2 separate regions of the Homo sapiens genome follow, and region 1 is linked to region 2. A link is a contact called in ENCODE Hi-C or POLR2A ChIA-PET data. All regions are on one chromosome and are shown on one strand. The core of a region is the stretch at or near the end of the contact, and the rest is flanking DNA. Distances in the headings are between cores, read along the strand shown. Region 1 has its middle 19 kb from the start of SOCS2. Region 2 has its middle 52 kb from the start of SOCS2.

Region 1 (3,385 bases), core at 644-3,143, 34 kb before region 2:
CTTTTTTTGTTTGTTTTTGTTTTGTTTTGTTTGCTGTTGCATGTTCTTGGCAGCAGTGGTTGATGTCAGTATTGTTGCCCATGTTGTAGACTGCAGATGTTGCAGTGTAGCTTAGTACTTTGGTTCGCTTGCTGAAATTCCTCACTGTGCTTCTTATGAGGTCCAGGAACATATAGATTTGCAGTCTGATGTATTTTGATGATTGCCAGATAAAACTGATGTCTGGCACTTTTTCCAGGAGAAACACATGTAGACGTTTCCAAGTTGATTTGTAGGGACTTAGTGTTATTAGAACTTTGTGGCAAAACTTTTTCTCAAGTGGCAGAAGAAATAAAGGAACTTCAGTTTTGAGGGCTGTTAACAGCACTTCCATTAGTGGCAAAGCTGAGATGGTTGACAAAGTACTGGATTGTTGAGATGGACCTTCCAGGCCGGGTGTGGTGGCTCACGCCTGTAATCCCAGCACTTTGGGAGGCCAAGGTGAGCGGATCATGAGGTCAGGAGTTCGAGACCAGCCTGACCAACACGATGAAACTCCATCTCTACCAAAAATACAAAAATTGGCCTGGTGTGGTGGTGCGCGCCTATAATCTCAGCTACTCAGGAGGCTTGAACCCGGTAGGTGGAGGTTGTAGTAAGCTGAGATCGCGCCACTGCACTCCAGACTGGGTGACAGAGCGAGACTCAGTCTCAAAAAAAAAAAAGAATAAGCAAGTACTGTATTTGGACTTTTAAGCATTACTGATACAGTAAAATACAGTTTTAGCTACCGACGCAAGACTAGCACCCAAGATTTTAGAAAAAGGCACTTTTTCCCTTTTATTTTCCAATAACATTTCTCAATCTGGTAACCAGAGAGACTACTCTGGGATTAATTTGAGTCTGATTGCTGTTTACTGTTCTAACAAGAACAGTTTTTTTGGAGAGGAGAGCAGAGTTTAGGAGAAACGAACTATTAAAAGTTAGCTTCCCGTATGGGCGTGGTGGCTCAGGCCTGTAATCCCAGCACTTTGGGAGGCCGAAGTGGGCGGATCACGAGGTCAGGAGATCGAGACCATCCTGGCCAACATGGTGAAACCTGTCTCTACTAAAAATACAAAAATTAGCTGGGCGTGGTGGCACGTGCCTGTAATCCCAGCTACTCCGGAGGCTGAGGCAGAAAGAATCGCTTGAACCCAGCAGGCAGAGCCGAGATGGCGCCACTGCACTCCAGCCTGGGCGACAGAGCAAGACTCCGCCTCAAAAAAAAAAAAAAAAAAAAAAAAAAAAAAAAAAAAAAAGTTAGCTTCCCAGTGTACACATGAAAAGTACAATCCTTTTCTTCATTTATATTATAATTATTTGAAGAGCAAATTAGGTATTGTTAGTGAAGAAATGAGAGTGATTACCTGGTAATATGATGAGTTACTTTTTCTTTAAACTTACTGGCTTTTCCCTTAACACTAATGGTCTGGATAACAAGTTTTTACTTGTTGGCAGTGCAGTTTAGCCTCCGAACACTCTTGGAACAAAATGACTAATTTTTTTTAACGCTTTATTGAAATATAAATTTTAGGAGAGTAAACATTTTCGATTTGGAAGAAGTAGTTACGTTACAGACCTTCAAATCCAGCTTGTTCGGGAGACTTGACATTTAATCACTAGGCTAATGAAGCGCCAGAAGAGAGAGCTTTTATGGTTAGAAAGGGAGGTGTTTTTTAAAAAAAAAACAAACGAACAAACAAAAAAAAAAAAACAAGGCTCAGCCCGAGATACTGGAAGCGACTTGACCTTGATTTACATATACAAGGAACGGAAATGAATTAGCCCGGCTAGATATTTCTAGGAACTAGTTAAGGGAGAATGAACAAGATGGGAGCGAGGAGAAAGCGTGTGTGCGTTCGTGTGTGGCTGTCTGTCTGTCTGTCTGCGGCAAGAGGAATCTCAGAGTTTCGGTTATTTCTCCTTGAAGAATTTTCAAACGGAGTTCCTGCAGGGGCTGGCTCTAGCGTCTACGATGTGCACACACTGTCTCTCAAGAGGGAAGTGATCCTGGCGCCACGGGGTGATGCAGCAGAAGTTCTTTTTGTCTGTGGCCAGGGTAGAGTGCGGAGCCCCACGGAGCTGTGGCGTGGCGGCTCCTCCCAGACGCGTCCGGGGCGCCGCTCGGGTCTCCCAGGACCTTATGTAACCCAGCGTCGGCAGCAAGGAGCCGGTCACAGGCTGACCAACGTCAAGGCGTTTCACTTTGGAAGCGCACCAGATGAGTGTGGTATTGAGAGCAGACGGCTGGGTGCAATGTTTTTGCCGCATATCTCATGGGTTATTTTAATCTTTTCACGTAGTCTTAAGGGTCTCACTAGACCGTATATGAGAATGTGGCCAGGGATGTGGCTTCTATAGATTGTCCCAGATAAGAGCATCCCTTTTGTTTTTGTTAATGCAGGGTAAATACAACCTCTTCTTAGGAGCTAGTTTTTCAATTATTCTAAAAGTGATAACATGCTCATGGTTCAAAATTTAGTCAGTTCAGAAGTGCACAAAATGAAAAAATTGTCCAACTCCCGTCCCACTCCCCAGAGGTAACTATTATTAAAAGTTTCCTTTTTATTGTTCCAGAATTTTTTTAATGCAGTCGAAGCCTCTATTTAAATCATGTTTTAAAGCACACACAAATATTATTGTACTATACTTTCTGCTCTGCAATTTGCTTTTAAAATTTAATATTTGGACTCTCTATGTCTACCTTTCTCTCTATATATCTATTTATATCTTCATGGCAACATAAGGCTTTGCCTCATTCTTTTCAACAGCTGCACAATATTCCATGATATGAATGTACCATTACTGATTGAATCAGTCTCCTGCTAGTGGATATACAGGTTGTTCCCAGTTTCGTGCTATTACAAACAACGGTGCGGTACAAATCTGTGTGCTAATTGTTGCTGTGTGCTTATGGGAACATATATGTTGAGTACATTCTTAGAAGTGGAACTTTGGGGCCCAAGGGTACATGGCACTTAACATTTTAATAGATATTTACTTTCAAATCACATTCCCAAAAGGTTGTTCCCATGCATATTTCAGATGGAAATAAATTCTGTCTTTCAAGTTGTACACATAGCTGAGGGTTTTCCTTAAAATACTGTTCATTTTTAAACAGCATATTTTCCATTGAGATCGAATAAACTTGTTTATTTGCTAATTAATTGCCCTTGAAGTTAAATCTCTATTCTAGAAAAGATGTCTGAGAAACCTAGTGGAAAGGCCTCAACAACTTCGTCCCAGCCTTGATCAGAGACATTCACAGCTATGGGACAGGCACATGGCTCTATGCCTTGACTGTGGCTTCATAGACAGCTGTCTTTAAAAACCCTAGGGTAGGACTGAGAAAGCTTTTTTTTTT
Region 2 (3,648 bases), core at 748-3,247:
GCAATTGGATCATGGGGGCAGCTTCTCCCAGGCTGGTCTCGTGATAGTGAGGGAGTTCTCACGAGATCTGATGGTTTAAGTGCCAAGAAGTTTTCCTCCTCTCACTCACTCCTTTCTCCTGCTGCCATGTAAGACGTGCCTTGCTTCCCCTTCACCTGCAGCCATGATTATAAGTTTCCTGAGGCCTCCCTAGCCATGTGGAACTGTGAATCAATTAAACCTCTTTCCTTTATAAATTACCCAGTCTCAGGGAAGTTCTTTTTATTTATTTATTTATTATCATTATTTTTTAATTTATTATTATTATACTTTACGTTTTAGGGTACATGTGCACAATGTGCAGGTTAGTTACATATGTATACATGTGCCATGCTGGTGTGCTGCACCGGGAAGTTCTTTATAGCAGTGTGAAAACGGACTTACACAAGCACCAACCAATATTTATGGTGTCTCTGGGTGAACATGTAAGATGCCATTTAAAATGCTGTATAGAGACATGGGCACTACCCTCTAGGTACTAGCTGTGGTCTAAATGCATCCTCTAAAATTCACAAGTTGACATTTAATCATGAATTTTTTTTTTTTTGAGACAGGGTCTCGCTCTGCTGCCCACGCAGGAGTGCAATCGCGATCTCAGCTCACTGCAACCTCCGCCTCCCGAGCTCAAGCGATTCTCCTGCCTCAGCCTCCCAAATAGCTGGGATTACAGGCACACACCACCATGTCCAGCTAATTTTTGTATTTTTAGTAAAGACAGGGTTTTGTCTTGTTGGCCCGGCTGGTCTTGAACTCCTGACCTCAGGTGATCACCCACGTCAGCCTCCCAAAGTGCTGGGATTACAGGTGTGAGCCACCCCACCCAGCCTGAGCCACTGCGCCTGGTCTTAATCACGAATATTAATAGGTGGGGTCTTTAGGAGGTAATTAAGTCATGAGAGTGAAAGCCTCATGAATGGGATTAGCCGCCTTGTAAAAGGTCTGGAGGAAACTAGTGTTTGTCCCTTGTTATCCTTCCATCCCTTCCACCACATGAGGACACAGAGGTCAAGGTGCCATCTTGAAAGCAAAGACTAGGCCCTCACCAGACACGAAACCTGCCAGCGCTTTGACTTTGGACTTCCCAGCTTCCAGAACTATGAAAAATACATTTCTGGCCAAGCGCAGTGGCTCACGCCTGTAATCCCAGCACTCTGGGAGGCCAAGGCGGGTGGATCACGAGGTCAAGAGATTGAGATCATCCTGACCAACATGGTGAAACCTTGTCTCTACTTAAAATACAAAAAATTAGCCAGGTGTGGTGGCAGGCACCTGTAGTCCCAGCTACTAGGGAGGCTGAGGCAGGAGAATCACTTGAATCCGGGAGGCGGAGGTTGTAGTGAGCCGAGATTGCACCACTGCACTCAGCCTGGCAACAGAGAGAGACTCCATCTAAAAAAAAAAAAAAATCTATTATGTGTTAATTACCAGTTCTTAGGTGTTTTGTTATAGCAGCACAAACAGACTAAGACAATACTCATCACCCAAGTCACTCTGGAAGGCACTGTTTTATAAGAGCAGAACAGAGTGTGATACATGAATGCTGCAGGCATCAGAAATTGCTGGAACCCATTAAGTTGCTCCCATTAAGTTGGGGGCAGGGTAAAATAAGTAGAAGTACACAGTATGCCACTGTGTGGGCAAAGTTGTTTCTGATTTCATACTAAAGATAGAACCCTAAAACAAGACCTAACAAGAGGTTTCTTTGTGGAAACAATCTTCTTGGGTTAATAGCTAAATATAGTGACTAATGCTTCTTCCTGTTCTTTCTCGACTATACCTTATGAGCTACCTTTAGAACAAGCAGGTTGAAGCCCTGCCTTTTACTAATCCCCTGAGATAATCTTTTTAAAACTCTCAGTGGCAAGTGAAGACCCCAGTGTTTTCCCCATCTCTGAGATTTCTTTCATATCCCTTTAGCATTCGCATTTGCTCTTACTGGTTATTTCCCATGCTGAATCATTCACTGACTATCTGGTCATCTCCTGGGGGAGCCAAATAGTTTTAAACATTCTCAGTGACTCATCTATCCTCACCAGTTCTTTTATTTATTTGTTGTTGATGTGTCATACACACACAATCTCTCTCTGTCATTAAAATGCTAAAAAAAGTTTCTATTTACCGTCATAGTATACTCCACTTTCTCAGTGCATGTCTTCACTTGTTTTGTAGTTTTCTAGTTCATGCAATTGAAATAAAGGTACAGTTACTTAGTCTTTAACCAAGTCCCAGGTTTAGCCAAAATTGTCAAACTCAGGATTCAGCCCTTCAAAGCTTACGAATTTATTGAGGGCCGGGCGCGGTGGCTCACATTTGTAATCTCAGCACTTTGGGAGGCCCAGGCGAGTGGATCACCAGAGGTCAGGAGTTTGAGACCAGCCTGGCCAACATGGTGAAACCCAGTCTCTACTAAAAACACAAAAATTAGCTGGGTGTGGTGGCACGTGCCTGTAATCTTAGCTACTCGGGAGGCTGAGGCAGGAGAATTGCTTGAACCTGGGAGGCGGAGGTTGCAATGAGCTGAGATCACGCCACTGCACTCCAGCCTGGGCAACAGGGTGAGACCATCTCAAAAAAAAAAAAAAAAAAAAAGAGAATTACTTGGTGAAAATAATTCCATATCATTACTATTTTGTAAAAGGGAAACTGCTCTCTTAGCACATTGTGTTGTTTGCTTTGCTACCTTCAGTTGCTCTGCGTCAGAACCCTGTATCTGAAATCCCTCAATAATGAGACTAACTGAGGTAGTGGTGATACTCTATCTTGTTATTTTAAAGCAGGCCTGCAAATACTGGGTGCTCAGTAACCATGAGAAAAAGGCCTGATAAAAGCAACAACAGAAGCAATTGGGACCCAAGGTGGACACCACGGCAAATCCTCAGCGCCTGGGTTTTAGACGGTTCTGCCAAAGGTTTGGTTCTTTCCAGCCTGAGATCATTGCTTAGATCTTTCTGGGGTGTAGTTAAAGTAAAATGAGCCTCTTTCTATTTATCCCACAGATGCCGTTCTCTCTTAACAATGTACTCCTTGAAGGCTTCTTAAGGTAATGTCTGGTCTCTGCTGAATGCAGCCATAAATGCAATAGAACGCTACCTTTGCTGAATGTGCTCAGTCCTCCCCCCTTAGCACAGCTCACCCTACTAGCCTTATCTTGCTGGCCTCCCTCTACCCCCACTGCAACCTCCCAACAGGCTTTAAAATCCAGACATACCTAACGAATCACACAATTACCAAGCAGGTCAGGATACTTTACATCAGAGCCTCTGAACATACTGTTCTCTTCCCAGAATGCCCTTCTCCACCTCATCCACCTGGAGAACCCCTACGTATCCTTCAAGACTCAACTCAAGCTTTTTTTGTTTTAACCCCCCTACAGCCTTCTTACCTTTCCAAATAGCACCAGAACTTTTCATCCACCACTGTACCTTGTATGCAACTGTGTTACAGCACTCTCTAAACCTTCATGTCATCTGCCTTACTTTTTGAGGTTTATGAGAGGAGTGATATGGTTTGGATGTTTATCCCCTCCAAATCTCATGTTGAAATGTGATTCCCAATGTTGGAGGTGGGGCCTGATGGGAGGCAATTGGATCATGAGGGCGTATCCTTCAT

What was found. Hi-C counts contacts between places; a loop is a spot of excess contacts on that map. ChIA-PET counts read pairs that join two places held with the same protein, here RNA polymerase II (POLR2A). Pooled maps may share reads with other maps.
Region 1: a map of mammary epithelial cell shows a loop between it and region 2 (4-fold over the local background). The contact joins two enhancer-like sites. A Hi-C loop is called at or near these places in 2 of 168 maps with a recorded cell type or tissue (mammary epithelial cell and prostate gland) and 2 of 50 pooled maps. POLR2A ChIA-PET finds 5 or more read pairs at or near these places in 9 of 52 experiments (A673, AG04450, BJ and 6 more).

The regions. Positions count from the first base shown.
Region 1 is chr12:93,589,543-93,592,927 of GRCh38, forward strand. It overlaps a transcript of SOCS2 not described here. Among named protein-coding and RNA genes, the nearest start is that of SOCS2, 19 kb to the left of the region's middle. RefSeq lists an enhancer at 1,579-2,138. Within about 2 kb of position 1,894, at least 32 of the 41 ENCODE cell types and tissues checked have a DNase peak (open chromatin) inside an H3K27ac peak, as active enhancers do; they include mammary epithelial cell, where a contact is called at or near this core.
Region 2 is chr12:93,623,139-93,626,786 of GRCh38, forward strand. It overlaps a transcript of SOCS2 not described here. Among named protein-coding and RNA genes, the nearest start is that of SOCS2, 52 kb to the left of the region's middle. RefSeq lists an enhancer at 1,416-2,615. Within about 2 kb of position 1,998, at least 7 of the 41 ENCODE cell types and tissues checked have a DNase peak (open chromatin) inside an H3K27ac peak, as active enhancers do; they include mammary epithelial cell, where a contact is called at or near this core.